Regions from separate parts of the Homo sapiens genome. Here regions 2, 3, 4 and 5 are each linked to region 1. A link is an interaction called in ENCODE POLR2A ChIA-PET data of the cell type or tissue named here. Cell type or tissue: MCF 10A. All regions are shown on one strand. Each heading gives the region's core, and the rest is flanking DNA. Links, peaks and the distances in the headings are about the cores only. Region 1 overlaps MAP3K7CL (MAP3K7 C-terminal like). Region 2 overlaps LINC00189 (long intergenic non-protein coding RNA 189). Region 3 holds the start of BACH1 (BTB domain and CNC homolog 1). Region 4 has its middle 3.1 kb from the start of CCT8. Region 5 overlaps BACH1 (BTB domain and CNC homolog 1).

Region 1 (6,465 bases), core at 812-5,811:
TTGGGTATCTAGCAATTAATTTTTTTTGATATATTGGGAATGTGCATTGGCTACTTTTTATCACATATTTTATTCCTAAAAATAAAATATTAATTTAAATTTAGATTTAAAATGACAGTACTCAAAGACCTTTTATGCGTAAGTTAATTTTTTTTTTTTTTACTATCTTTCATATAAAAAGTGTTTGGAAGTAAATTTTGTTTTTGAGACAAGGTCTCACTCTGCCACTCAGACTGGAGTGCAGTAGCATGATCTCTGCTCACTGCATCCTCAACCTCCCATTCTCAAGTGATCCTCCTGCCCCAGCCTCCCAAGTAGCTGGGACGTCAGGTGTGCGCCACCATGCCCGGCTAATTGTTTTGTATTTTTTGTAGGTATGGGGTTTTGCCATGTTACCTAGGCTTGTCTCAAACTCTTGAACTGAAGCAATCCTCTCACCTCAGCCTCCTAAAGTGCTGGAATTACAGGCATGAGCCACTGCGCCTGGACAGAAGATTCTTAAATTCAGATTTAAATGAAGAGAGTAAATCCACAAGACCTGAGGTTATGGCTGCATCAGGGAAATCTCCCTTAAGTGGCAGAGGCAGAACTCAGTAATTAGAGTCATTGACCTTAACCCTGTGTTTTGCCTTTGTATTATTCAGATGATGAAGAATAATTCCCCACCTCAGAAGTTTAGCTTGATAGAATAGACATGGGTTAGAGGAAAAAGTGCCACTACTCACATATATACACACACAGCTCCCCTGTCTCCACATTACTCCTTTGGTTGGCTTTATAGTGAAAAAGAATGAAAAATGAACTTAATTATATTAAGCATTCATTGTTATTACTGGTTATTTCCTAGGTGCTGGGCTTTAGGCCAGTGATTGACATATACATTGCTTTATCAATACAAATTTTCAGAGACAGGTAATACCCTTCCCATTTTGCAGAGGAGGAAACTGAGTCTCAAGAAGATTATGCCAGTTGTTCACATTCACCAATTAAAAAGTGGCCAACCCGAGATTCAAATGCAAGTCTGTGTCCTACTGAACGTTGTACTGACCCGCTGTGTTCTTAGTGGTTAGGAGCCTTCATAGGCAAACAGTTCCTAGGAAAGTTTCTGTATGAGCCTCAACACTTAAGCCACTACTCAGATTCACTTGCCTTGTAAGTGTCAGTTTGTCCCTGGTGACCTGCAGGACAATTTACAGGACACCAGCACTCAGAGGTCATACTGCAGGTAGAATCAACTTCATAATTTGCAGGACATGGTGCAAAATGAAAATGCAGGGTTCCTCATTCAAAAATTTTTAAGAAATTCAAGACACTATAGCATTAAATTAAGCGTGGGGCCCGTCTGGAGGGCGGGCTCTGTGTGATCACATAGGTCCAATGCCCATGAAGCCAGCTGTAACTGCAGGAAATGTCAACAAATTCAGTGGATCCTGGGCAAGGCTGCCTCTTGTGTTCTGCTTGGGGAGTGGAGTGGGCTTGGGAATGTCCTCTGGGCATGGCTTTCCCTCTCCTGAGGTCTTCTCTGTGTGGAAACCTAAACACTTTTTTTTTCTTTTTTTTTTGAGGCGGAGTTTCACTCTTGTTGCCCAGGCTGGAGTACAGTTGCGCAATCTCGGCTCACTGCAACCTCCGCCTTCTGGGTTCAAGCAATTCTCCTGCCTCAGCCTCCTGAGTAGCTGGGATTACAGGCATGTGCCACCACGCCTGGCTAATTTTTGTATTTTTGGTAGAGACTGGGTTTCTCCATATTGGTCAGTCTGGTCTCGAACTCCCGACCTCAGGTGATCCGCCCACCTCGGCCTCCCAAAGTGCTGGTATTACAGGTGTGAGCTACCCCGCGTGGCCCAACCTAAACACTTTTTAACAAGGATTTAGGGCGTCTCAACTTACATCCCAGTTATGTCTACGATGGGGAGCACAGTGGGAGGGGGAGATGATTGATTGTAAAACCCAGTGAAGATGCTGTTTAGAACAGTGGTTCTCAAAACCTGGTCTGGCTTTGATGAAGTTTTCACCCCTCTGATATAAAGAAAGAAAGAAGGGTACGACAGTGAGGTGTTTTGGGTATATGCTTATTTTTATCTGTAAAGCTAAATGTATGTAATATAATGGCCACTCCTTTACTCTATGATTGCCTTATGATTTTGGTGTTGAAATGTTCTCTCTGTCCTAAAGGGATACTAATGATATCCGGTGGTCATTTTTGAATCATCTTCACTAGCTAAATAAAAAGTTGGATGCTCTTAAGACATAATTCCCCATGTTTTAGGGAATTTTTTTTTTTTTTTGAGACGGAGTCTAGCTCTGTTGCCCAGGCTGGAGTGCAAGCAGGGGCTTGATCTTGGCTCACTGCAACCTCCAGTTCTCACTGCAGCCTCCTGGGTTCAAGCGATTCTTCTGTCTCAGCCTCCCGAGTAGCAGGGACAACAGGCATGTGCCACCAAGCCAGGCTGATTTTTGTATTTTTAGTGGAGACAGGTTTTCACCATGTTGGCCAGGCTGGTCTCGAACTCCTGACCTCAAGTGATCCTCCTGCCTGGGCCTCCCAAAGTGCTAGGATTACAAGTATGAGTCACTGTGCCCAGCCAGAATATTTTAGGGAAAATTTTACTGGTTCATGAAATACGAGTCTGAGAACCTATGGACTAGTAAGTGAAGAAGAGCGGAGTGGTATGGTGGAAAGAGCCCAGGGCTGGGGGACACCCCTTAGTCTTACATGGCCACGAATCGTGGAGTCTTGGGTGGCTTCTTTCCCTTTTTGGGGTCCTTGTCTTTAGCTCTACTCTGAGGGGGCTGGACCAGATGGTTGCCTAGTCCTTTCCAGCTTCAATATTCTCTGTTAACTGATTGCTAGCTATCATTGCTAAATAACAGGGAGGATTTGGATTACAGACCCAATGTGTCCTATTTATTCAAGTTATGGAGAAACACAGAGAAGACAATTGAAGGGAATCTACAAACAAAATAATCCTGAAACCAACCCAACAGCTGCTCAATAGATGTTGAAAAGAGCCCATCATCAAATGTACTATGGTACATCATAATGGTTGGGCTGTCAGTAAGAAAGTTCTAGCTTAAGGACGTTGGCTTAGTCACATTGTATTTGCCAAACAGGCAGTGAACATCTGTTTATATAAAAAATTTTCCTCTTCTTTCCTTTATATTTCATCCTTTAAAAAATTTCTTAGGATACATTTTGCTTGGTCTAGTAAGTCTACAGTGCCATTTTGAAGAAGAAGCCTTCAAATTACTTCCTTAATGCATTAAAAATATGATAAAGTGATTTGCCAATTTGCGTAAGTCTGAGTCCCTGTCTTGCACAATAAATAATTGGTAAATTTTAATAAAAATGTACTTGTGCTGTGATTTTGTCCCATTATAAACATATCAAGCAACTATTTTTTTTTTCAAAAAAGCTAAATTTGCTAGAGGGTCTCTTGTACAGCTACTGTACAGTCTACTTTATGCTTCTGGAATTGTCAAAACAAACTTAACTGCTGTCAGGAACTCCGATCCGGTATCACTGTCAAAATGTTTTACAACGATTCAGCCAAATGTTTTTGGAACAGCTGTGCTACAAGTCAGCATGAGTCATTTTCCTTCTTTCCTTTTGGCCCAATCCAGTGATTCATCATCCTGCTTTTAGAATATTTGCCTATTTTTAAAACCAGTCAAAGAAGGCAGCCACTGTTTAAAAGTAAACACACCACACATCAACTTGGGGCAGCTTTGTAAGCAGCTTCGCAAGCCCTGAAACTTCTGGCTGGTAGGGATGCCAGCTAAACCAGATGGCATCAAACAGTGAAATACAGGCCTGGCTTTCAGACTTGGTAGGCTTCATACATCTGTCTTTGGTTTTCTTGTTTCCGCTGCTATTTCCTGCTTGGGTTAATCCAACTTGATCCATTCTTTAACAAAAGTCTTACTTTTTATTTTGCTTGACTCTCTAAAACATCTATTGTATGTTGATTTCTACGTTAATCAATTAGACTTTTATTTCAACTCAAGGAGTCCAATTTGAAGCTACTTTATTTATCTGTAAGTTTATCAGTATGGTCACATATGTGTGAGGTGACATGGCGTGACTATAAATAAGGACGTCGATTTCCACAACGGGCCTCATTAAGTCTGTTGATACCAGGTGTTTGCTATTTACATTACTGTAGTAAAGTAAATGGATAACTTTTTTTTTTTTAATAATTAAGCAGGAAGGAGTGTGACTTCACAGGGGGCAAGGTGGATTAAGTCTCAGGAAGCCTTAAGATTCATTCCTGGCTGTCTTCTAGAATTCTAGAATGTCTCAGCTGCTCTCATACTTTACAGAGTGGTTTCTCCTTCCAACAAGTGCCTGCTTGTCTATGATTATTAGGGTTGGGATGCACAAGTACAGTGTGTTCCCATTTACCTTTGCCAAATCATTCTGGCCTTGGACCCAATGAGCTAAAATGGTCGTGATGTCTAGGTTATTAAACTTGTACTGCAGTGAATGTAAACGCACTTAAGAACAAAATCAGTTTCACAAAGCATAGGTTTTATAATGAAGCCTACCTCTAAAGGTTCAGTGGTGACAAGTGTATTATTTTTGCCTTTTGTCCAATTCTTTGCAAACATTGGGGTGGATTTAACAAGGCACAGTAATTGGCAGAATTTGTCACTTCTGGTCTAAGTAGAGCATTCAAAGGGCCTTGGGACTGAATCTCAGTTCCTCTGAAGACTGTCCTCTAACCTGCAGCAAGGGGCTTGGGAAATTTCTCAGTTTTTACTTGTTCTGTGAGCTAAAGTTAAGTGATATCACTGAATCTGAGGACACCCATTGTCTAGCATAGGAGCAGATACAAAACAGATTCAAATTTGGTGATGCATTGTCATTATTTTAAACTACTTTTAAATGGAAGTATTGTTATACTACTCTTGACTAAAATATACCAGAGACTATTAAGTGATATGACCCTTGAGGGGTTTGGTCAAAGTGAATACCATGCTTGTTTAAATTATCTTTTTGGTGATTATCTTCGATGCTTTCAATGCCTTAGATGCCAGAAATGCCTTGTGTACTGCATTTTATTCTGGACTGTACTATCAGCACATTGGGAGAGGATACTTGTTTCCACATTGTATGTGGCCCATGTCACTTCCTCTAGTTCAAAAAGAACACCAACAAGTTTTTATCAAGAAATTTGGTGATGACTATGAAAACATAAAAACTGTTATCTTTTCTTGCTTTATTATAATTTAAAATAGCTTTGGTTTTTAAATTATTTTTTCACCTTATATTTTGCATACATACTGTATATGCATAGTATGTGTACTGTATATGCATATGTGTACTGTAAATGTATATATGTATAGGTACTATATATGTATATGTACTGTATATGTATGTGTACTATATGTATAAGTGTACTGCATATGTAGTATATGCACTGTATCTGTACTGTATACATATATGCACTGTATATGTATCTGCACTGTGTATGTGTACTGTATGTATGTACTGTATATGTATATGTACTGTACTGCATATATATGTGTACAGTATATGTATATGTACTGCATATGTATCTGTATTGTATCTGTATGTGTACTGTACATATCTTATTGTATCTGTACTGTATACATGTGTACTGTATATGCATCTGTACTGTATCTCTATTATATATGTATATGTGTACTGTATCTGTATTGTATATGTATGTGTACTGTGTATGTATCTGTACTGTATGTATATGTGTACTGTATATGTATCTGTACTATACCTGTACTGTATGTGTGTACTGTATATGTATCTGTACTGTCTCTATTGTATATGTATGTGTATGTGTACTGTATGTGTATTTGTATTGTATATGTATGTGTACTGTGTATGTATGTATCTGTGCTGTATCTGTATGTGTACTGTATATATCTAACTGTATCTGTACTGTATATGTGTACTGTATAAACCTAACTGTATCTGTACTGTATATATCTGTACTGTATATCTGTACTGTATCTCTATTATATGTATGTGTATGTGTACTGTATCTGTATTGTATATGTATGTGTACTGTGTATGTATCTGTACTGTATCTCTATTATATATTATATATGTTTGTGTATGTGCATGTGTACTGTATGTGTATTGCATATGTATATGTACTGTATATGTATCTGTACTATACCTGTACTGTATGTATATGTGTACTGTATATGTATCTGTGCTATATCTCTATTATATATGTATGTGTAGGTATACTGTATGTGTGTCTGTATTTTATATGTATGTACTGTATATGTATCTGTACTGTACCTGTACTGTATGTATATGTGTACTGTATATATACCTGTACTGTATCTCTATTATATATGTATGTGTAGGTATACTGTATGTGTACTGTATATGTATCTGTACTGTACCTTTACTGTACATATATGTGTACTGTGTATGTACTAGGGTAGGGATTGGAAATGAGTGGCCAATGGACC
Region 2 (6,465 bases), core at 801-5,800, 110 kb after region 1:
AAACTTGGCACAATTTATGACACTGGAACTGGCTACCGTTTTCTACTATGTGTCAATTCCTCTAACTCCAAGAACTGTTGTCCTCCTTTAAATGTATATCTTATGCTGTCCTAAGTTGGCTATGATGTTTGTAATCTGCTAGTACTTGAAGTAGCCATTGGGGCTTATGTAAGAAAGTGGCCTACTACTCACCTGTGGCAGATGGAAAAGAGGGGTACTGCTGCCAAAAAGCCCATCTGCTCCCATTGTCTGTGGACTATTTTCAAAGCAAGAGCTCATATGATTCACAGTCATCATCGCTCTAGGAAAATAAAAAGTTCAGCACATTGGAGCTACCAGCTGTAGGGGAGGGCATCCAATCACTTAGCTTCCCTATCCATTCTAGTGACAAAGGACGCTTTGAAATTATATTTAACAAGATATATTATTTCAGGAAGTAACTATTGCTCTCTAAGCAGCATTTGCCTTAGCAGCCTTGAGCCATATGCTAACATATGAGTGTTGCATAAGTTCATTTTGTGATCTTCGGTGAGTTAGATACTTTCCTAAATCTCCTTGTTAAAAATCTGTGAAATGGGGCTAATTATGCTAACACATCATGGCATGTTTGTAGGATTAGGTACTGACAAGATTTGTAAAGAGATTAGCCAATAAAAATCCTTACCATATATATATGCCTTCTATTTAGAAAAGATACCAAGTTCAAAATATTTTTACTTATTACATGTACAAAAGAAATTAGAATCTTAAGCAAAGAGGCAAGGATGTGACCAACAGGTCACTTTTGAATGATAAAATTTTTGGTTTTGGCTTTCACATAAGTGCACAGACTCTGGCTTCTTCTTGCATATGGTAAATTGTTGTAAATGGTTTATTGAGAATTCTCAACATGATATGGCATAAACAGAAAACTTCTGTTTCAATGACTTCTTTCTCCCCAACTGCACTATAATTACCATCTCCTTTCTTGCTGGGTATATTCACTCTTACCAACATCTTGGTCAGATTTTCTAACTTTTCGCTCTAGGTATTAGCTTGGACCTACTTAGGTACTTGCAAATTATCTGAGACTCTTTTACCATTGATAGGTAGTTTAGGTTTTCTCTCCTTGAGTCTGGGTGAATTTGGGGCTGCTTTAATCATCAGAGAACCACAGAAGTGATACTGTGTGACTTCTAAGGTTAGATCACAATATACTTGGTGACATTTGTTATATATTATATAATATATATATAAACTTCCATATATATATATACATATATATATATATCTCCTATTAGTTCTGTCCCTCTAGAGAACCCTGACTAATACAGCTACCACGAAAATCATCTGTGGTTTTTAAAAACCCAGTGATTTAACTTATGTGCATAATTAATGAATACCTATAATGTCCTGGGTGCTATGGTAGGCCTTTTACCTTTATTATTTAATCTTCATAACATTTATATAAAGCAACTTCTATTACCTGTCTCTTTCAGAGCAGGACACTGATAGTCTGGGAGGTTGCGTAACTTGCCTGAGTGGTGAAGTCAGGACTGCAGGATTTCTGTCTGACCTCGGAACCCATTGTCATTTCTCTATACCACCTGCCTCTTTGTTCAAGAATGTTAACATGTAATTCTCAAATCAAGTTTTTAAAAATACCTTGTTACTTAAATTGTAAAGTGGACAAAAGTCAGAGTTGCTGGAATTTTCCAAGGAAGTGACCTTCATGTTTCCTATTTTGCCACTTTTCTTGGGGTAAATTTATTTTAAACTCCTCTTTAATCCTCACAACGTCCTTATGAAGTATGAAGGAGGAAAATATCATTCTTTTTTCCAAGGACATTAGACTAAAGAACTTTAGAATGTGGCATAGTAGAAAAAGTATAGACTTTGGAGTCAGACAGAAGCTCTAATCCTGACAGATGCTAAAAATCTAAGTACTTTCAGGAAACTTTCTAAATAGTGCTCTTTGGCCAGGTGCGGTGTCTTACGCCTGTAATCCCAACACTTTGGGAGGCCAAGGCAGGCAGATCACTTGAGGTCAGGAGTTCAAGATCAGCCTGGCCAACATGGTGAAACCCCTTCTCTACTAAAAATACAAAAATTGGCCGGGCATGGTGGCATGCGCCTGTAGTCCCAGTTACCTGGGAGGCTGAGGCAGGAGATTCTCTTGAACTCGGGGGCGAAGGTTGCAGTGAGCTGAGAGTGTGCCATTGCACTCCAGCCTGGGCAACAGAGTGAGACTCCACCTCCCCCCGCCAACAAAATAGTGCCTTTACCTGTAAAATGAAAATAATACCACCTCCTTTATAGGATATGAGACTTAATACAATATGATCAAACATGATAAGCGTCTGTCTTGGAGCCTAGTTCACAAGAGAAATCCATTAAATGTTAGTCCTTCTTTGCCTATTGCAGCCACAATTATTTTACTAACCCTGAGACATTCAAGTGAGGCTGAGTATGAATCACACAGGAAAAATGCTAAGAGCTAGTCCTGTTTTGAGGTAATTTGATCAGTTATACATAAAGTGATGCTGTGCAATGGTACTCACAAACATGGGACACCCCAAATCAATATGTTTAGTGAATATTTAAAATACAATTCCAAAAGTTTAGGAGAGAAGGGGCAAGAAGATACATAGATGATAGAGAATGGGAGAAACCTAGGACTTGTTATCGATTGCAGGAATTGTGATTTCTTTCTGTTGGAATGAGCCAAGGGAAGGGGAAGAAAATTCATGGAACAGGAGATTGGAATTTGGGTGCAGCCTCCTGGCACGTGCTCATCCTGTTCTTCCAATTTCTGGAGGCTGTGCCTACGTGCCTTTTGCCTGTTGCATACCTCGCATCAGTCAGCTCTCTTTGTTTTATTATAGAAAATTGTGCAATCCTTTCTGGTTTGTTTTTGTTAGGATTTCCTTCCCTTTATCTCTAGCAGGAAAATATTATCCCTTGAAATTTCCTCTGGGACATGATTATTTACAGTAAACTACAATTTAGTGAATTCTTGAGGATTTCTTCTTGATGTATCCTCTTTTTTATTTTTCATTCTTAAATGCCTTTTGTTTTTGGCTGCTTCTCTCTTGAGTGTTTTGTATATATTTTGAAAAATACCTACCGGCAGCTTGTATATCTTTTTTCCAAAACCTCTCCAAAGTATTTAAGAAGATATCTTCCATATATATCTTTTGTATATACAAATATATATATTATTTACATATAATATATATTTCATCAGACATATAGTATTTGTGCATCATTATTTTTGTGCATCACAGCTTTATATCTTATATATTTAAGATAATAATCTGCATCATCTGGCTAGCTTCACTGCTCAGGGGATGGTCAGCTCAGTCCAGATCAGTGTAATCTCTTGCTCCAGTTACCAGATCAGCCTCCTGTCTAGTCTTCCTGGTCCTGGATTTGCTCACCTTCCCATCTTCCACACACTGAAGGCAGACAAGTCGTCTTCTGAAGAGAAAACCTGATCATATCTGCTTAGTATCTTTCAATAGGGTCATCAGACTCAGGGAAGCATGATCTGGCCCCTACCTGTCTCTCCAGCCCATCTCATGAGCTCCCACCCCATTCTATGCCTGGCCATAATGCTGACTTAAGAGTTACCTGAAGAATGTTTTCCTCTTTCTCCCCTCCTACCCTCTGCACTTGTTACTCTCTCTGCCTTGGGAAGCTCATCTTCACCCTGTAGCTACTTTTGGCCTGTTTAATTCCCACTCATTGTTTAGGACCTTTGTTTTGTGCTGCTCTAACAGAATACCATAGATGGGATAATGTTTAAATGAACAGAAATTTATTTCTTACATATCTGGAGGCTGGGAAGTCCAAGATCAAGTGCTTGCATCTGATTGAAGGTCTTCTTGCTGTGTCTTCACAATAGTGAGGCCCAGGGAGAGAGAGAGAGAGAGAGAGAGACCTGAACTCACCATTCTATAATGATCACACTCCAGCAATATGACACTCATTAATCCATTCATTAGGGTAGAGCTCTCATGCCTAATCACCTTTTAATGGTCCCCCTCTTAATACTGCTAAAATGGCAATTACATTTCAACATGAGTTTTGGAGGGGGTAAATATTCCAACCATAGCAAGACCCAACTTAAGCATGACTTCTTTCTGGAAGCCTTCTCTAATGTCCCTAGACTGATTTTGTGCTGTTTTATTACTCCTATTTTCTATGCCTATCATGATACCATACTCTTTTCAAATTATTTGACTGCCACATTAGGGCAGGGCCCTGGCCTGATGAGGTACGTACTCAATAAATATTTGTTAACTGAGTGAGTGAATGAATGAAGACAATGCCTTGAGGCAGTGTTGCTCAAAGGTTAAGGAAGCTGGAGTGAGGTGGTCTTGGTTTGGATCCTGGTTCTACGCCTAACTAACTGTGAGACTTCTGGCAAGTTATTGCATCTCAGTTTCTTAACCAGTAACATGGGGATTATAACAGGAAACATCTCATTGAATTATTTTGATTAAATGTTAATAGATATAAACAGAATGGTACTTACACAGAATACAGTTTCAGGTGTTAGCTATTATTATTATTATTATTGCCTAAATATTAATCTGGCAACTTAATAGCCAAAGTGGAGGCGTAGCACCTGACACAGTTTATGAGGAATCGTCCACTCTTAGCTCCATGAGGGATTCACAAGAATTGATTTTTTTAAACTGCTGGATTTCTACAACAATGTTGTAAATGATTTTAAAAGGTATCCTATATTATAATTTAATATTACAGTTATGGAGAAGACAACTCATATCATTGCTTGAAGGTTTTTAATATGTGCTGGATAAGTATGTTTTAAGGAATTAGCATCTATTATAGGCTGAATTTTCAGTTAACACAGTCTTGACGACAGACAGAAATCCATGTTAAATAACGTTCTCTAAAAACTATATTTAAGATACCAGAAATTAGGTAGAGGAAACTGTAGAATTTTTCAAATAGAAAATACTGATTAAGACTTAGATGAAAACTGTTAGAAAGGTCATAAATTAGAGAAAAATCATGTTTCACTTGAGTCAACAACAATGGTGTGATTAACACTTTTTTTTACTGGGTCCAGAAATGAAGGAGGAGGGAAGGAGAGAGAGAGGGAGGGAGGGAAGGAGGTAGAGAAGGAGGGAGAGAGAGAGAGAAAAAAAAAACTTGGAAGGAGTATTTTCCATCACAAATTATAGGGAGTAGCTATCAATCACACTTTTTAAGGAAATCAAAGGTGGGATAAAAGTGCTTGCAGGGTCTTTGGATACAAAGATGGTGAGAAGCCAGATAAGCTTTGAGAAGCTCAATCTTCAAATTACGAGATTCAGCATGAATTAGATTGACTTGAACCAGGGGAAAAACCAGGATTAGGTTAAGCAGTGATTCAGAAATGTTCAGTTAGTAACTGAGACAACTCTATGTAGGTACTAACATAAATGATATTGAATGTTTGAGTGTCATCTTCTTTAGGATTTATGTTTTTGTTATTTTGGCAAAATAGCATTAACTAAATGGAAACCATACTGTATTTTATTTTCTTCATTTTAGTTACTTCTGCCCATAGCAAACAGCTTTTTGGATTGAGAGGCAGTGTTAAATGTAACATCGGCTACAGGAATAAACAAGAGTTCCTGCCCTTGCCTTGAGGCAGTGTAGCTTGAGTCAGACAGCCTGCGTCTGGGTTCTACTGCAAGTCAGTACAGGCATACCTCGAAGATATTGTGGGTTTGGTTCCAGACCACCATAATAAAGCAAATATCACAATCAAGCAAGTCATATAAATTTTTCCATTTTCCAGAGCATATAAAAGTATGTTTACGATATATTATAGTCTATTAGGTGTGCAGTAGCATTGTCTAAAAATGTACATACCTTATTTAAAAAATATTTTATTGCCTAACAAGGCTATCACCTGAGCTTTCAGTGAGTTGTAATCTTTTTGCTGGTGGAATGTTGATCAGGGTGGTGGTTGCTGACTCTTAAAATAAGACATTTGAAGTTGGCCTCATCAGTTGACTCTTCCTTTCACGAAAGATTTCTCTGTAGAAAATGTTGTTTGATAGCATTTTACGCACAGTAGAACTTATTTCAAAATTAGAGTCAATCCTCTCAAACTTTGTCACTGCTTTATCAGCTACATTTATGTAATATTCTAAGTCATTTGTTGCCATTTCAATAATGTTCACAGCATCCTCACCAGGATTAGATTTCACTGGAAACCACTTTGCTCACCCATAAGAAGTAACTCCTTATCCATTCAGGTTTTATCACGAGATTGCAGCAATTCCGTCACATCTTTAGCTTCGACCTCTAATTCTAGTTCTCTTATTTCCACCACATTTGCAGTGACTTCTTCCTCTGAAGTCTTGAACCCCTCAAAGTCATGCATGAGGGTTAGAATCAACTTCCAAACTCCTGTTAATGTTGATATTTTGACCTTCTCCCATGAATCATGAATGTTCTTAA
Region 3 (6,465 bases), core at 889-5,888, 160 kb after region 1:
GAGGAGGGTCTGATCTTCCCCTAGAAAAAACTGCACAGGTGTAGAAAAAACTGCATAGGTGTAGAAAAAAGACACTGCAATTCCACTGGCTCAAGGTGGAAGGAGAATAAAGCCTCGGACACTCCCATGTGTCTGCAAGAACTTCAATCCTTCTTTCATGGTGTATTTCCAAGTGTCCTTTCCTCCTGTTTCACTAAATATCTGCACTCTCACCATGAACTGAGGCAGCCTGGGATGCGAGGTACCTCCTACCTCTGGACCCTATCTAGACTGCTGGGTTCCACTCTTCCCAATCAAGACCCAATGCAAATGTCACCTGCTCCAGGAAGCCTCCCCTAATTCTAGGTCATAATGTATCACTTCACCCCTCGCACTCTCATCCAATTTCACTTGTGTGATTTTCTCATGTATTTTGGATGTAGCTCAAACGTCCCCAAGTCCCACAGCCTGTGGGTGCAAATGCAGTCATGTTAGTCGTAATACCTGAATTATTATCTTGGTATCCTTTTTGCCCCGGGAACTCCAGGGCTGTGTTCTTGTTGCTGGCTCCAAAGCTAACAATAAAATCCCTTCACACAAATCGTCCTTTGGCTTCAGACCTCAAGGTCCGTGTCATCTCCGCAGGAACCCTCGTGGGGTTGGCGTGCCCAGTCCCCTCCGCTGCGCGTGCATCCCGCTCCGCTGACAGCCAGTGCTTTGGTTCTCCAGAGGTGTTAAATGGCTTGGGAACATAATTTCAAAACGGACAGTTGGATAAACACCAGAATAAGCACCAGAAGATGACAGCGGAACCAAGGCTCGAGATGGGCCGGCTGACACCACTGGGCGCTGAACCTGGCTGGAAGCTTCCTGGCAGCGACAGCGAAAAGGGAACACCTGTCGTGGGCGCCCTTGTTTCACTGTCAGTAAGAAGTAGAGCAACTGCTAGACGCGCTCCACAAAACCCTGGACGCACTTCATACACACCCCCACCCCAGCAAGCTCAAGTACCCTGTGAACCTGGACGCCCACCACCCCCAGGGCAGGCAGCGAGGAGCTCTTCAAGGGGTAAAGCGACCCCTGTGGGGCCAGCGCCCGTCCTCTCTCCTGCTGTTCGCGGGCACCCGGGCACGCGGCGACTCGGCTGAATTAGGGCGTCCTGCAGCTCCCGAGGCGAGGAGGCGCTTGGCCTTTCCGTTCCGCCCTCAGAAGGGAGAGGAGAGGTGGTCCTCGAGTGGGAGTCAGTTCAGGATGCGGGCTGTGCCACGCGCGGAGGTCCGGGGACCCCACCGCCGCCTCCTCGAGGCCCGCCCCGCCCCTTACGACCCGTCCCTGCAACCCCCCGCGTGGGCTTCCGGCCGCGGCGACCCCTGCCCCGCGCTATTGCGCGCGCTCGTTCGCTGACAGAGGCTTCGAGGGCGGCAGGGCGGGGCTTCGGCGCCGGGGGCGGGGCCTTCAGCGGGCGGGCGGGGTTTTGGCGCCGCGAGGTGGCGGCAGCAGAGCGGCGCAGAAGGGAGGGGGCGGCTGGCCGCGCGGAAGGAGTGAGTCACCTGACCGCTGCCCTCGCCGCCCGCCGGGCGCTCTCGCTTCAGTCAGTCGGGCCGCGCCGCGCCTCAGCTCTGGTGAGTGGCTCGGCCGTCCCGCCGGCCCTTCTCCGGGAGGGTTGGCGCGGTCAGGGCCGCGGGCCTGTGAGGGGAGGCCGGCGGACAGGTCCAGTGAAGGCGCGGGCGGGCCGGGGGCGGCTCTTTCTGGGCTGGGCGGGGCGCGGGGGGCACGTATCGGGGCCCGCGGGGGGCGCCGGCGGCCGGGATCCTGGAAGTGGCCGCGACGCCGGAAGGGGCGTCCCGTCGGCGGCCGAACCCCCTGCACTGCCGGAGCTGTTGTTTACCCGCGCGCGCCGTACTTTACCCGGGGCGGGCGGGGGCTGGGGGCCGCGGGGTCCCTGCCCCACCCCCCTCCCTGCCCTCGGGCGCCAGCCCGGCCCCTCGCCCGCGGCCCGCCCGGGCTGTGACACATCAGCACCGCCCTCGCGGCTGGGGCCCCGTATTGTCCTCCGCCGCCTCCCACCGCATGCCCAGCCTCGCGTCTACTCAGCCCGGTGGCTGTCGCGCGTGGAATCGCGTAAGAAAAGCCGAGTTTGTGGCTGGGGAGAGAAGGCCACCGTGCTGAGCTGGATTTAGCGAAGACTGGTTTTGGGGACCGGAGAGCCCAGGACTCCCTTTGTTGGAGTTTTGCCCACGCGTTGTAATTAAGCCTCGCACAATATGGTGAGAGTGGGCGTTGATTCTGGAGACACCAGCTTTGTGCTCGTGTAATGTAACACGAGTGCCGTTGCTTTCTCATTCTTACACGGCAGTTTCATGTCATTGAGTAGAATTGTGCGGAATGCTTTTATGGAGTGAGGCTTCTGCGTTAAACTTGTGCTGATTCCAGGTAAAGTGTAGTAGTAATTGTGAAAGAACGTGTATGAGGAAAACGAGCTACAATGTCATGCTTGGAGGAACAAAGAATGTTTTGTAGGATGCTTTGCTTTTTGGAGAATTGTGTAGGGGTAGGGACTGTTACCCATGGATGATGCTATGGGAATTTGATCATGTATTTGAACACCCTTTACATCAGAGGGTCTGCATTGAATGCAGTTCAGAAGGATAAAGGGTGGAAATCCCAGATGTGTTAGTGGCAGAGCACTTGAGCGCTTCACATAGTCAAGCAGAGAAATGGGAAGAGGTCGGCTTGCTTCTTCCTGGTCTTTGGGTAGTGGTGCAAGGGCTGGGCTGGGCTTGAAGGCACTTGCCACTTCTGCCTTTGGACATCTTGAAGAAGCTTAGGGAAGAAAGGCTCCCGGTGAGTCAGCTTGGAGTAGGGTGACTTTGGCGTAGTGATTCTTGTATTGTTGTTTAACCTATGTTTCTGTCAAGTGGTTTACTGTTGTTCGGTATGTTGGTTGGTTAACAAGGTAGGATGACTCTCTAAAAAGTTGGGTTGCTGAGTCATTCGCCCCAGCTTGAGAGGTAATTAGAAACAGCTGGTGCAAATACTCTCATCACATGCCTCCACTATAAAAGGCCAAAGAGCGCTCTAGAGAGGTTGCTTCAGAAGGCTGAAGGGGACCCAGCTGGGGTTGTTTTGATACAGGTTATCAGTGGGTGAAGTGGAAGAGCACTCTTAGGCAGTGGCCAATAGCACTGAGGCGGGTTTAAAGACGGAGCCTCGTGACCTGCTGTCTGAGAATAAATTTGCGCTGGAGAGAGCTAAAACTGGGGAAGAAATTTGCAGCTAGGGGTAACCCAATAAAAAATATTGTAACAAAAATATTTACTACTCTTACTGGACTTAGTTTCCTTTTTGTGGTTTCTGTTACGTGGTCTATAAGTTTCAAGCAGTGAGCTTAATTTGTGCGTCATAAAAATTTGGTTATGAGTACACAGAAGGGACTTGCTCTGTTTCTCATGGCCCTTGGCTTTTCATGCATACACAAGAAGTTTCAGGAGTCAGAGGAGGGTAAGCACCATATGGGTGGAATTAATAGGTCTCATTGGGTTAAGTCTCGAAAGAGCTGTTTAATAAATAGCCAACCGTAAATACCTGTCTCATTGTCTTGATTATATGACACCACTGCCTTTACACCTGGTGTCATTGCTTCTTGCTTTAAAAAGGAGCACACAACCCAAATATTTATATGAGTCCTCATTGCAAACAAAGTTTAGGAATGGGAAATGTAGAGCTGGGAATTTGGCCCTTTGGTGAAAAAAATGATGATTCCTATTAATGGTAGTTCATTTAAAATATTCTGTATTAGGAAAAACGATTTATTTTGTTCCTTTAAGTCTGGGACTAGAGGAGATTAGAAATCATGAATTTTGTAAGTATTAGGGCCTCCAAGGTGGGGTGCAAGGAGGTTCATTTGGAAGGAATATATTAAAACTTTTAAAAACTTTAATATAAGAAAGACATTAAGCTTAAAGATGCAGACTAACAATCGTGTATTCATATTATATAATGCGCGTGCATGTCCTCCACCCCTTTGTTGCTGGGGGAACATAGCCTGTTAACCACTGTCAGTAACATTCTTTCAACAACCGGAATGCTTTTTCTTTTAACTTACGGTTTCCTCCTAAGAGTTCTTTCAGACTGTTAATATTCCATTTAAGTTTTATTTTATAGGTAGTTCTATTGTCTGTATGTTTTACTTTAGAAGCTTGAGTGTAAATTTCTTGTTACATTGTTGATACTGGGGATGGAAATACAAAAAATACAGAATTTCATTTGATAACCTGTATTTTGAATTTGGAGACAAGCCCAGCGGTTGGTTTAATGTATGTGATCTGAAGTGCAGTGATGTGTAAAAGGGTGCAGTGGAAATACTTGAAGATAATCTACACATTGGAGTGTAATATGTATAGCATATGTAAAAATTAGTTTGTACTGTTACTCCTTGAAGTCTGTTTTTTTTTGTTTGTTTTTTGCCAAGCTTATGTTCTCTTAAGATTAATAAGACGACATATTCAGTAAATCCCTTGGGAAGTGGCATTTATTCAGAATATCAACCTCCTACTAGTGCTGGGGGCGGGTGGCGGCGGTGAGGGTGGTTAGTATTTACCATTCAGTTAAATCTCATGTGCCATGTGCCTTCTACACCCCTGTACTGTGAGAGGTGATGCTCAGAATAACAGTTGCAAAGCCCGTTAAAATTACCACTTGTCAGATTTTCTCTTCATAGTGCTGATCTCTCCATGACTTACGTTTTAGGAATCACCACCTCTCTTCTAATTTTCTGACTAATGTTCTGTTAATGAGAGAATTGTCTTAACCCTAAAACCTGCATTCCCTGAGCATTCTAGACAGAGGGTTTATTTTATGTGGTGGAACGATGATTTTTGAGATTGTTTTGATTTAAAATATATGTCAAATGAGGTAATGTACCGATGGCCAAGGTATGGGTAATTTGAGTGCAATTCGCCAGAATCCGTGCCCCTTGGAGGGAGTAAACATTTCAGGACTGCAGCTAAAACATTGACTTACACTCTCCTGAAGCCCAGGCACCTGGCTTACACAGTGCACTAACATAACTGAAGTCTGGGTTTGATCACTGTACAGTTGACAAAGAAGCAGTAAGCAGAATGGTTAAAAAGTAGTTCTGGAGCCAGACTGCTTAAGGTCAGGTTCTGGTTGTGTCACCCACTTTAAAGCCTTGGGCAAGCTCTTCTACCTGGTAACTAGTGCCTCATTGTTTCCTCTGTAAAACAGGGGTGGTGATAGTAGAATCTGTATCAGAGAGGTTGTTGTGAGGATTATATGCGTTAATACGGGGTAAGTGGTTAGAACAGTGCCAGCTTTATAAGAAACATCAAGTGTTAGGTGTTATTATCTGTTGTTCAGAATCAGGGAAGTACTTAGTTACACAGTAGTGTTTTATAGCTGTTGAGAGCTGAATTGCCGGCATTGATCACAAGTGAGACTGGAAAAACAACCCGGGGAACACTCTTATGTTAAGTCAGTAGCACCATCTCAAACATACATCCAACTTCTGAGGGCAACGAACACAGGACATAGCTTTTTACTTAAAGGAATCTTAACAGTCTCAGCGGAGTGCTTGAGGTAGTCACTAACCAGTTAATTGAAACTGGCTTTTACGAAATAAAAACACTTGCCATTCTTTGGCTAGTCTTTTCCACGTTGTAGTTGACATTGTGGCCTGGCAGCTTTAGTAACCTGTCCACCCCTCCCTTCTTGTTAATACCAGAACAGAACTAGTTTCTCAGTACATATTCCTGGGCCCTATCCAGTTTGTTGGAAACATTTAGAATGTAAATTTGTAAGCTAATTAGTTTCTTCTAAGTATTATGTTTTCTTTAGATGATATGCCTGTACTAATACAGAAAAATTATCCATGAAATGGATATGAATACAATGGACATATTTATCGTATAGCTTTTTGTACCTGTTAGTAATTCAGAAAGGTTGTGTTATTTTGACCATTCTTTCAGCCAGATTGTAAGTTTCCTGATGGTGAGAATCTGTGTCTTTCTGTTTTATCTCCTATGGCACTCTGAATGTGCCTTGGCTGTGTTTCTTTAATAAACTGTTGGTTGCTGAACTGGGTGGTATGATATGCGTTCATTCTAGTTCTGTGATTTTGAAACTTGGGAATGTTTAACAGATTGAAGGAGAGAACATCGTGTGTGGTACCTTGTAAGTGTGCACTGAGTTGAAATTCTTTTGATTATTTAGCTTTCTACTTTCTGTTTTTATCATTGGTGTGATTATTGAGAAGGCAGCTGGAATTAAGTAATTCTAGTTCATCTCCTAAGATAGACATAAAACTTGTCTTGTGACTTATTTTTACCCATAATTGGATTAGAATTGAATTGAGCAAAATATAATTTGGTTTTCTAGATGTTAAATGTCTTATATGTCTAATACTTTGAATATCACTCCTCTAGAACAGGTTCTTTGTTTTATTTAGGATCAGGGACAGGTTAGAAA
Region 4 (5,732 bases), core at 1-5,000, 69 kb before region 1:
CGGCGTTAGATTTTTGCGGTTTTTGATCTGGAAGCCACACATCCTTAGCTTAATTTCCACGTATCTTCCAGACCCAGCCACCAACGTCAGGGCAGGTGTGCTTTTTTTTTCCCGAGGCAGAGCATCTGCCCCATCCCCCAAAATTGTCTCTAGGCGTCCGCTCTGTGTTGGGCACCATAGGAAGCGCTGGGAATGCGCACGATAATTAAAGTCGTCACTAAGAGTAATGTAGTACACATCAAGTGCTCAAGTGTGCCATATTCTGTGTGATCTGCTTTACATGCAGTATCTCTGTTAATGGTCAGTCTTAAAAATTAATGAATTGTCGGTTAAAATACCATTTAGTTTTCCTTCCATAAAATGGAGACGATACCATTAAAAATTAAAAATTAAATGGTACTGTCTCTATTTTGTAGAAGGGAAACTGAAGTTCACAAACTGTAAATAATTTTCCCAAGATCACAGAGCTAGTAAATATTAAAGCTAGAATTCCTATCTAGATCAGACTTATTGCAAAATGCCGGTTCTTAACCACTATCTATATTCCTCTTTTCTACTTCTTCCTGGGAATATAAATCCCTTTTACTCTTTTAAGATCAGATATAAATACATATTTATTTATCTGATTTATATATATAATATACACATTTTATATAAATATATCTGATTTATATATGAATTTATAGATAAATATAAATCCCTTTGGCTTGGTGGCATGCACCTGTAGTCTCAGCTGCTTGGGAGGCTAAGGTTGGAGGATCTGCTTGAGCCTGGGAGGTTGAGGCAGCAGTGAGCTGAGATCATGCCACTGCACTCCAGCCTGGGCAAGAGTGAGGCCCTGTCTCAAAAAAAAAAAAAAATTGCAAAAATGTAAATGCCACTGATATGGTTTGGATTTTTGCAAAAATGTAAATGCCACTGATATGTTTGAATTGCCTGCCCAAATATGATGTGGAATTATAATCCCCAGCTGTTCTTGTGATAGTGAGTGACTTCTCATAAGACCTGGTTGTTTAAAAGTGTGTGGCACCTCCCCACTCTGTCTCTTCCTCCTCCTCCAGCCTTGTAGGATGTGTCTGCTTCCCCTTCACCTTCCACCTTGATTGTCAGCTTCCTGAGGCTTCCCCAGCCATGCTTCCTGTACCGCCTGTGGAACTGTGAGCCAATTAAACCTCTTTTCTTTATAAATTACCCAGTCTCAGGTAGTTCTTTATAGCGATTCGAGAACGGACTAATACAGCCACCCTTTTCATTCTTGGAAAATAGAGATATTTTAAATAAAAACATACATATTATCATGTGATAGGATTATTATTTTTTAAATAACGTTAAAAATTTATCAGTTTTAATTTCTAATATAGCAAATATTCATACCTATAACCCACATAAACAAAAGACCTTTGGGGAAGTTAATTTTTAAGAGTCTAAAGGTGTTCTGAGACTGATACGTTAGAGAACTACTGTAATGATCAGTCCCGAACAACAGAACAATCCAAGATTTTTCCTGGATTAGCTAAGAAATAAACAAAAGCACATTCCTCTGACTCAGAGATAATATTACTTATAAAAATAGCTAACACAAAATAAAATTGAAATAAAACTGAAAGGAGCTAAAATGACACCTGATTAACATATTAATATATATTAATCTATATTTAAAGTGACTTTGAGGCCTAGGTTCTGGTCCTTGTCTCACTGGTATCTTCTCCATTTGGCATTAATGTCTTGTATTCTGGCCCCAGTACCTGGAATAGTTCGTGCTGTCTGCTTTACCACTTCTGCCTCAGGGTCTTTGCCTCTGCTGTTCTTCCTACCTAAAATGCTCTTCTATTCCCTTATGGCTGAATTAATTCTACCTCAGTATGCAGACACTTTCATTAGAAAGTCTTTGATGACTCCCAAGACATTCCCTGTTTGTCATTCTCATAGCTTCTGTGTTTCTCCTTCATAGCACTTACCACAGTTGTAATGACAGAATTATTTGTCATCTTTCTCCACCAGCAGGTAGGTGGTGAATCACCAGCACTTATACTGTAATTGGACAATGCACGGAGTAAGGAGTCAATAAATCATCATCAAATGAACTACTGGGTGACCAAATGGATATCCAGAAGAGGAGATCGAAGAATTAAGGTGCTGTGGTCTCAATGTTTGTGTCCCTCCAAAATTCATGTTAAAATCTTAGGCCCTGAAGTGATGGTATTACGTAGGGCCTTTTGGGAGATGATTAGTTCATTAGGTCTCCACCCTTATAAAAGATTAGCGCTCTTATGAAAGAGGCCCAGGGGAGCTTATTTGCCTTTCCACCATGTGCTGACACAGCTAGAAGGTACTATCTATGAACCAGGAAGCAGGCCCTCACCAGACACTGTATCTGCTAGCACCTTGATCTCGGACTTCCAGCCTCACGAACTGTGAGTAACACATTTCTACCGTTTCTAAGCCACCCAGTTTGTAGTATTTTGTTATAGTGTGTCTGGAATTGGTGGGTTCTTGGTCTGACTGACTTCAAGAATGAAGCCGTGGACCCTCGTGGTGAGTGTTACAGTTCTTAAAGGCGGCGTGTCCGGAGTGTGTTCCTTCTGATATTCGGATGTGTTCGGAGTTTCTTCCTTCTGGCAGGCTCGTGGTCTCGCTGGCTCAGGAGTGAAGCTGCGAACCTTCGCAGTGAGTGTTACAGCTCTTAAGGCACGTCTGGAGTTGTTTGTTCCTCCCAGTGGGTTTGTGGTCTCGCTGGCTTCAGGAGTGAAGCTGCAGACCTTTGCAGTGAGTGTTACAGCTCATAAAGGCAGTGAGGACCCAAAGAGTGAGCAGCAGCAGGATTTATTGCAAAGAAAAAAAAAGCTCCCACAGTGTGGAAGGGGACCCAATCGGGTTGCCACTGCTGGCTCTGGCAGCCTGCTTTCATTCTCTTATCTGGCCCCGCCCACATCCTGCTGATTGGTAGAGCCCAGTGGTCTGTTTTGACAGGGCGCTGATTGGTGTGTTTACAATCCCTGAGCTAGACACACAGGTTCTCCATGTCTCCACCAGAGTAGCTAGATACGGAGTGTCGATTGGTGCATTCACAAACCCTGAGCTAGACACAGGGTGCTGATTGATGTGTTTACAAACCTTGAGCTAGATACAGAGTGCCGATTGGTGTATTTACAATCCCTTAGCTAGACGTAAAGGTTCTCCACGTCCGCACCAGACTCAGGAGCCCAGCTGGCTTCACCCAGTGGATCACGCACTAGGGCTACAGGTGGAGCTGCTTGCCAGTCCGCCGCCGTGAGCCCACACTCCTCAGCCCTTGGGTGGTTGATGGGACTGGGCGCTGTGGAGCAGCGGGCGGCGCTCGTCGCGGAGGCTCGGGCATGGCGGGCTGCAGGTCCCTAGCCCTGCCCTGCAGGAAGACAGCTAAGGCCAGGCGAGAAATTGAGCACGGCAGCTGCTGGCCCAGGTGCTAAGCCCCTCAACTGCCCGGGGCCGGTGGGGCCGGCAGGCGGCTCCGAGTTGCGAGGTCCGCGGGGCCCACGCCCACCCGGAACTCACGCTGGCCCGCAAGCACCGCGCGCAGCCCCGGTTCCTGCCCGCACCTCTCCCTCCACACCTCCCCGCAAGCTGAGGGAGCCGGCTCCGGCCTCGGCCAGCCCAGGAAGGCGCTCCCACAGCGCAGTGGTGGGCTGAAGGGCTCCTCAAGTGCCGCCAAAGTGGGAGCCCAGGCAGAGGAGGCGCCGAGAGCGAGGGAGGGCTGTGAGGACTGCCAGCACGCTGTCACCTCTCAATAGCAGCCCAAACAGATTAAGACATGGGAGGTATGGTCTCTATTCTTACCATCCAGACGTATGTGAAGTAAAACCAGAGAACAACACAAAGCAATCAAGAGGGTTTTTGCGCAGAGTTTGCAAAACGCCAAGGAGACTGTAGGTTTCTGTTATAGTGATTCAAAAGCCTGGGATCCTCATGTTAGGTGCTGCCTGAAAACATGGCCTCCAGCCTCCAGGAGAGCTAAAAGCCGTGAGGATTGGGGGTTGGGGATGTCTGAGCCATCTTAGGATTCTGATAAGGACTCAGTTCACTATTTGTTTCTAGTTACTTTGTTTCTGTTTTTTTCATTTTTTGTTTGTGTTAAAGTTTTAACCCCTGTACGTCAGAATTGTTTAATGTTTTTGGCTTGTCTATGTGTTTTGATTTTTTTTGTATTATTATTTAATTTTCCCAATTCCCATTAAATCCTTAACCTCCTGACTTTTCTTTTTCTGCCTCCATTTGTATTGTTTATTTCATGTTACTATATCATCTTATGTTTCAGTATTTTTCTGTTGAATTTTAATTCTTTTGTTTGGCTTTGGAGTCTGACTCATTTTGTGTTGGCTCATTATTTTGCTTCAGGATATTTTTGTTGTTGTTAAAATCTTTTAATATTCCTTTATAAATTTAAATTTTTTTCTCTTTTAATCGAATTTATTTGGGCTTAAGAGGGCACAATAATTTATACCCTTATTCACTTTCTGAGTTTGGAAACAACCAAGAAAATAGAGGGGTCAGGAGGCTGGAATTCAGAGTCTCGCTGGACTACAGAGAACGTGGCTTAGGGTGAAAGCACAGGCATGCTGGGCATCATTGCTGCTTTGCACTGATCAGAGAAGGAGAGACTTTAAATGGGTTAACTCCATGCAATCAAGAAAGGTAGCCCCATGTCAATCCCTTACCAGTGAGGTAACTTCCAATGTGGGTCAGAAGGAGTGGATTGAGAGGCCGAGAACTGGGGGTAACCAAAAGAGTAAGACTAAACAATACTCTCCTCTCAATATAATTGTTACTTTTGTTCATCTCCCTGTAAACCTCCCTCCCACTCTTCTGCCTTTTATCTATGGAGTGGGGATGAGGTTGAGGGGAGACTCGGCCTACGACTACCATGTTGGTCCCACAGCTCCACTTAGTTTCTGTCAAGCACACATGAGACAAGGCATGGCTAAGGTAAAGTCCTGACTGATTCGACTGGTAAAGATGCAAGGACACTTTTTTAGAATCAGACCGTTTATTCATTACATAGATGACAAAAGGAAGACTAGCCAAATGTGCCAACTCCTTGAGGTCATTGTTCTGCTCATCAAAAAGAATGACACTGAAACCAAAGGGACTTGGAGATTGCAATGCGAGTTGGGTAATGCAGCTCGGTGGTTTTGTGTTCTGCCACTCTATTAAGAGAGGGTGAAGCAGGAAGACCCACGTCTCATCAGAACACTGGAGGTGATGAGAAACTGCTTCATGACAGCTTCCCAGGTGAGATCAGGAGGTGAAAGGAAGATGGCCTTGGAGAAGCTCTTTGCAGGTCTCCATCTTCTCGTGTTCCAGGTGGATCACAAGGCATTTGGCCAAGACTCAGGCCACAGGAGAAGCAGTGCCAAGAGACAGGAAGGAAGTGGCTCTGCCCTGGTGTATCCACAAAGGGCATGCAGGCAAAGGCCCATGCTAATCTGAGTCTTGGCCAAATGCCAAGCTCTTTCTTAGCTTTGGCTTGCTTCCTTTTCTCTATGGGTCTCTCAGCTTCCCCATACTGTCTCACCACTCCCCCCAGAAAGGTCTCTACGTGTTTCATATTCAAACATCCCAAGAGGGAGCATCTGATTGGTTCAGTTTATTGCTTTGCCACAAAAAGCCCCCAGGTTCTGCTAAATTTTCAGAAAATACAAGTTTCCATGGCTGCTTTGGCCTAAGCAAGAATTGGTGGTGCACTCAATGGCAAA
Region 5 (5,732 bases), core at 733-5,732, 200 kb after region 1:
GTGGGATTGTTGGATCAAGGGTAAATACATACATAATTTTATTAGATATTAACAGATTCCCCTCCTTAGGAATTGTCATATTTGGCCTTCCAGCAGCAGTATATGTGTGTGTGTCTGTCCACACCCTCAGTCAAGATTTGTTGTCAGCTTTTGGGTTTTTTCCAGTCTGATAGTGAGATACCATGATATCTCGTGGTAGCTTTTATTTTTATCTTATGAGTGAAAATGAGCATTTTTGCTTATATTTCTCAGTGCCATTTGCAGATTTCTCTGAACTGCCGTTCAGAGGTTTTACTTACTAAGGAACTATTAGTGACCATTTTCTAACAGTGAGTACTCTTTACCCTATCATAAAATTGTCACTTGTACTTTTGGTGCCAAATTCTTCTATATCTTTATTGGGTGAGTTATATTTATGATCTTTAAAAAAATTATATTTGAATAAATATTGTGCACTAGCTATTCAAAATAAGGATTTAGATGCAAAGGTTTTTTTTTTTTTTTTTTTTTGAGACAGAGTCTTGCTCTGTCACCCAGGCTGGAGTGCAGCGGCACAATCTCGGCTCACCGCAACCTCCGTCTCCCAGGCTCAAGTGATTCCCCTGCCTCAGCCTGCCCTTTTAGCTAGGTTTACAGGTGTGTGCCACCATGCCCAGCTAATTTTTTTGTATTTTTATTAGAGACAGGGTTTCACCATGTTGGCTAAGCTGGTCTCGAACTCCTGACCTCACATGACCCGCCCACCTCAGCCTCCCAAAGTGCTGGGATTACAGGCGTGAGCCACTGTGCCCAGCCTGTAAAGATTTTTTGTTGGTATAAAATCCAGAATGGTACCAGAATGCCAATTTTATTCCTTTTTAAGAAATAGCTCTAATTAAAGGTGCAGCACTTCAAACGTGATTTATACAGTTGTTTTTATAGGAAAATGGAAATATATTGTAGGGATAGGTAGCAGGACACTAATAGTGAGTCCCACTCATGACTGTAAGTAGTGACTTTGGGAGGTATCTTAAATACTGATGTCATTAAGTAATTAACTTGAATTACTTGTATTTTACTTTTAGTTATTAAGCTGACTGCTATTATAGTAAATATGTGTCTTAAACTTAGAGTGAAATGGAAACTGCTTAGAAGCTTAGCTGTGTAGGAGTTAAAGTGCAGGGGAACAGATGGGAACATTTAATTTATAGAAATAATTCTGGTGGAGTTCTAGGGCTGTGCCTATTTGTTTTAGTTGTTGTGAAGAAGCAAGCCATCTTGTATACTTAAAGAATGATGTCATCCCTAATTTAGTGGGGTGGGAGGAGTGAGAGTATTTAAAGATCATGTGGATATTAAGATACAGAAGTCATAAAATATTTGTAATCTTCATAGTATCTGTAGGTTAAGTAGTGGTTCTAATTTCTGGGAGGAAGCTCAAGTACTCCTTATTTTGTTGAACCATATTTAATTTAAAAGACCAACCAGCAGTTGAAAATTTTCTATTGCTGTTTAGAATAGATTCATCCCAACTTTGGTAGAGGAGTCCATGGCTGAATATTGCCATGAGTGAAGAAAGATTCTTTCTCACTTTCTTCTGGAAGCTTTGTTTTCATCCTCCTTTGGATTGGCTTCTGAGAGACCATAAAAAGAAATGGGTGTTGATTGCATTTAATGGTTCCTACTGTGAACAAGCAGTAGGTACCGTTCTTGCCCTTTCAGTATCTGCAGACTCATTTTATCAGAAGAGTGCAACTGATAAACTTTGCATAAGAGAAAATGTACTGGCCAAACATTGATTTTGCTTACATACACATACTTAACACGCACATTCTTGACCTACATCTATTTAAAAAAAAAAAAAAAAAGAACTTGTATATAAAAATCTGAACAGATTGGAGAATACTTTGCCATATAAAAATTTAGTATTTTGTATTTATTGTATATTTTCTCAAAATATTACAAGGCTTTAAAATATTTTAGAAATAACAATAATTGGATTCATACATAATTTTATAGTAATACTTTTGTATAAAACCATAACAATACTTTTGTATAAAGCAAAATTCGTTTTACCCTTTTAGTGACTTTTATGTCATAAAAGACTAAAGGATGGCACTTATAGATTAGCACTATGAACTAACTTGTCTCAAGGTTAACTGGCAGCCTCAACTCTCCAGAACCTGTCAATGAACAGAAAGCAAACAGAACAACACTGACTTGTTGAGAGTTGTGATAAATTTCATAAGAAAAACGTTTGACTTTCTAGCAAGTGTTTATTTACTCTTTTCTTATAAATACCTTGATTATTTGGTTTCCTGGCTCATAATAGATTAGAAGCAATAAGATGTTAGAACAAGAAGGATGAAATGGGATGATAATAGAAAAGACATGCTGTCAGCAGTGATAAGTGACATGGACAGGAAGGCAGGAACCAGAAAAACTTTTGAAAAATTCTGTGGTAGACTTTCTTATAGGGGTAATATCTTAAAATTATAATAATAACAAAAATGGTAATTAGCAAGCACAAAATTACCCCCCCGAATTCTTCACACTTTAGTAACTCACCCACCGGCTGTCTCTAGGCATCTTAAATTCAGTCCCATCCCTTCAGTGGGTTTGATGTTGCTTAAATCAAGAGAGGTGTTGTGTGGATTACATAGCTGAGATTGCATGTTGGAAAACATTTAGCACAATATCTGTCAGAGAATCTGCTCAACAAATGCTGGTCATTAGTTGAATCTTGCAATGCTTTGAGTCTCAGTAATTAAGTTATGCTAACTGTACTTTTACTTTTTTTCTTGTATCCCATCCAAAATGCCATCCATACCTGTTATGTACAGTCTGTAAATCCAGAAAGCTCCAAAAACCGTATGTTTGTCACAAACTCTTTTGACCGAAAAACTGCCCCAAATTGACATTAGACTACATAGTCTTTATCCTACTTTCTTCATTATTTGCTATTTTAATGTTTACCTAGAAATGTAAAGATAGTTGATAGGGAAGTGCTGCCCCAGGCCTGCTAGAGAAATTATGTGTGCACCCATACTGTCTTTCCAAAACCTGAAAAATGCTTTGTGCCAAAATACATCTGCCCCAAGAGTTTTGGGTGGGAGATTCTGGGCCTTTAGTATTTAATGTATAATTGAATGGAATTGAAAGGATAAACTCCATGTGATCTTACTTGATGAGAAGCCCCTGTATATTATTTGATCGCCTTGGAAATGTTGATTGAGCTAATAAACACAAGCCATTGTGTTCTCTTTCCCCACTTCACAGCAAAGTGAAAAGGAGAGCTTGTTGAAGGAAAGAGATCACATTTTGTCAACTCTGGGTGAGACAAAGCAGAACCTAACTGGACTTTGCCAGAAAGTTTGTAAAGAAGCAGCTCTGAGTCAAGAACAAATACAGATACTCGCCAAGTACTCAGCTGCAGATTGCCCACTTTCATTTTTAATTTCTGAAAAAGATAAAAGTACTCCTGATGGTGAACTGGCGTTACCATCAATTTTCAGTTTATCTGACCGGCCTCCAGCAGTGCTGCCTCCCTGTGCCAGAGGAAACAGTGAGCCTGGCTACGCGCGAGGGCAGGAGTCCCAGCAGATGTCCACAGCCACCTCTGAGCAAGCTGGGCCTGCGGAACAGTGTCGTCAGAGTGGTGGGATCTCAGATTTCTGTCAGCAGATGACTGATAAATGTACTACTGATGAGTAAACTTGCATTCACTTCCTTCAAACCATCTAATTTTCTCCTGAAGTTTTGGCAGCGTCTTGAAAGCCTAATATGACCATCTGTTGCTCAACAATACTGTTTTTTTCCTTTAGTAGTTTACCATAAGGGAATTTCCTTTAAGTCAACCATGATTTCTCCTTGATTTCTACAAGAGACAAAGAAATGATTTTGCCTCCTGGATATCAGAAAAATCCATGTGAAAATGTAGTAAACCTTTAAAACTCATGTTTTAAAGAATAATAACTCTAGTAATAACTCTTCCTGCTATTCAGAATAAGTAGGAGAATGAAAACTGCAGCATATCAGACAGCAATTTAACAGCTTGAAACATCTACAGATAGTTCCTACTAAAAGAAGTGGCCTGCAGAAGTTTAATAATTTGACTTTTTTCTAATATTTTAGTTTGAAAGAAAATTTCTTCCCAAGCAATGCTAATAGAGTTCTATTCTTAGAAGCAGGGTGTCAGCTACTGGGAATATTTTTGTAGAGCTGCATTGTGAAAAAAAGATGGTCTTACCTGAATCTTAGGGCTTTGTTCTTCGGCTCCTAAAATCAGGCTTTAAGCTACATTGGGAAGATTTAGTAAATAGGCAAGTGGTTGGCCTAAGACGGGGGCTGCTTCTCCTCTTCAGTATGGACTCTAGAAAGTCTGGCTACATGAATAGATTTAAGTGTCACTTTCCCTCCCTGCCCCCCGCTTCAGTCTCTACCATATCTGGTCCCATCATGGACTTCCTATTTCCTGGCATTTTTGTCCCTTTGGAAGAAGAAATAGGACTCAGAATACAGTGGCATGAGTGATTACACTGGCAGCATTATCTCAGGCTCCCTAGAATCTGGAGAGCTTACCAACATGTAAAGCTGTTCATTTTTCCACCGTGGGTCACCAATGCCAGAAAACCAGACATCACGGGGAAAGAATGTTGCTTACTTTTTACCAGGAGTGCAGTTCATTTTTTTCACCCTGTTTTTGAAGTCGTATTATTCACTTGTAAAAATGATTGTAACAGATAAAAAATGTATCTGCAGCAACTCTGCAGGTTTGTGAAATAGGATGAAACTCAATCTTTTTCTATTGTGGGTTTGCATTTGAAAAGCAGGTTGAATCCTTGCTCTCTTCTCCAAATTTGGTGTGGTATAAAGACACACAAATCATTTTAACTTGGACATTTAAAGATCAGTCTTAGTGTTTGTTCAGTCCTGTTACAAAATAGATAACTGAGCACCTATCGCATAACATTTTGCGGTGGCTTTTAGCCATGCTGGGGTTAGATGTGTTTGAGAGTCAAATGAAAGCTATGGATCTTCTCAGCAATTAAAAAAAATGCATATATTCACATTCACAGAAACATTGGCAGAACCCAGTTTTAATGGTACAGAGGAGTAGTTTATAGTGTTGATTTCACCAAAATCAGAGGGCTGAAAGAGACACTTCTATAGACTGCATCCTGAGCCTAGTGCAGGGCTTGTCTAGCTAATGTGGGCAGCCACCACCCACTGTGTATGAACAAGTCTGAAGCAAGTTGGCCTTGCCCTTGAGAGTATATGGGGACCAGTCTTCATGTCTTGGAGTAATTTGTCAAATGTTACCCTTTTTGATCAGGGTGTAGGGGGAGGATATTGCTAGTATATTTTCAGTGGTTTGTATGTTCTCTCTGTCACTGACTTATTTGTAAGAGAAAATTAGTTGGACTTGTTTATTTTCTAGTAGCTTTTATAAGTACACTCAAGAATTTGTCAGGGAGAATAATTCTGATAGTGCATCCCATACTGCAAAAGAATTTGTGTGTGTGTGTGTGTGTGTGTGTGTGTGTGTGTATGTGTATGTATACATATATATCTCTCCATATAGGTATTTCTTTGATACTTGTAATTTTAAATTTCAGCTTCACGATATAAAATAATATAAGAACTTCTGGTTTACAAAATGTAAAATCTTAAGCCAATGGAACCCTTGATTTCCTACCTCAGTGTACACCCAACTATTGGTTGTATCAGTTTGTGTATGTGCAAATGTCAAA

Evidence for each region. ChIA-PET counts read pairs that join two places held together with the same protein. Peaks named below come from ENCODE experiments on the same cell type or tissue, not always from the same donor. Only the 100,000 strongest peaks of a DNase experiment are listed, where the experiment ranks them.
Region 2: POLR2A ChIA-PET joins it to region 1 with 17 read pairs; 3 of 35 experiments call an interaction of 5 or more read pairs at or near these places.
Region 3: POLR2A ChIA-PET joins it to region 1 with 61 read pairs; 7 of 35 experiments call an interaction of 5 or more read pairs at or near these places.
Region 4: POLR2A ChIA-PET joins it to region 1 with 15 read pairs; 3 of 35 experiments call an interaction of 5 or more read pairs at or near these places.
Region 5: POLR2A ChIA-PET joins it to region 1 with 12 read pairs; 3 of 35 experiments call an interaction of 5 or more read pairs at or near these places.

The regions. Positions count from the first base shown.
Region 1 is chr21:29,141,878-29,148,342 of GRCh38, forward strand. The region is part of intron 2 of MAP3K7CL (MAP3K7 C-terminal like); the gene reads left to right. Among named protein-coding and RNA genes, the nearest start is that of MAP3K7CL, 14 kb to the left of the region's middle. In MCF 10A, for the core only: no CTCF peak of the experiment used is centred there; DNase peaks (open chromatin) are centred at 3,644 and 4,384.
Region 2 is chr21:29,256,380-29,262,844 of GRCh38, forward strand. All of the region lies in intron 1 of LINC00189 (long intergenic non-protein coding RNA 189), which reads left to right. Among named protein-coding and RNA genes, the nearest start is that of BACH1, 39 kb to the right of the region's middle. In MCF 10A, for the core only: no CTCF peak of the experiment used is centred there; DNase peaks (open chromatin) are centred at 1,512, 2,792 and 5,662.
Region 3 is chr21:29,297,353-29,303,817 of GRCh38, forward strand. BACH1 (BTB domain and CNC homolog 1) reads left to right here and starts at 1,570. Exons shown (of 5, transcript NM_001186.4): 1 at 1,570-1,601. LOC105369299 (a long non-coding RNA gene) reads right to left here and starts at 1,384. Exons shown (of 2, transcript XR_937652.3): 1 at 1-1,384. RefSeq lists silencers at 1,095-2,004, 4,956-5,250 and an enhancer at 3,235-3,344. In MCF 10A, for the core only: a CTCF peak has its summit at 1,470 (motif pointing right); DNase peaks (open chromatin) are centred at 1,529, 2,369 and 2,869.
Region 4 is chr21:29,073,917-29,079,648 of GRCh38, forward strand. It overlaps a transcript of MAP3K7CL not described here. Among named protein-coding and RNA genes, the nearest start is that of CCT8, 3.1 kb to the left of the region's middle. RefSeq lists enhancers at 1-627, 1,504-2,703, 5,252-5,391. In MCF 10A, for the core only: no CTCF peak of the experiment used is centred there; no DNase peak of the experiment used is centred there.
Region 5 is chr21:29,339,141-29,344,872 of GRCh38, forward strand. BACH1 (BTB domain and CNC homolog 1) reads left to right here. Exons shown (of 5, transcript NM_001186.4): 5 at 3,259-5,732. The coding sequence ends at 3,693. Among named protein-coding and RNA genes, the nearest start is that of BACH1-IT2, 30 kb to the right of the region's middle. RefSeq lists an enhancer at 2,980-4,179. In MCF 10A, for the core only: no CTCF peak of the experiment used is centred there; a DNase peak (open chromatin) is centred at 3,601.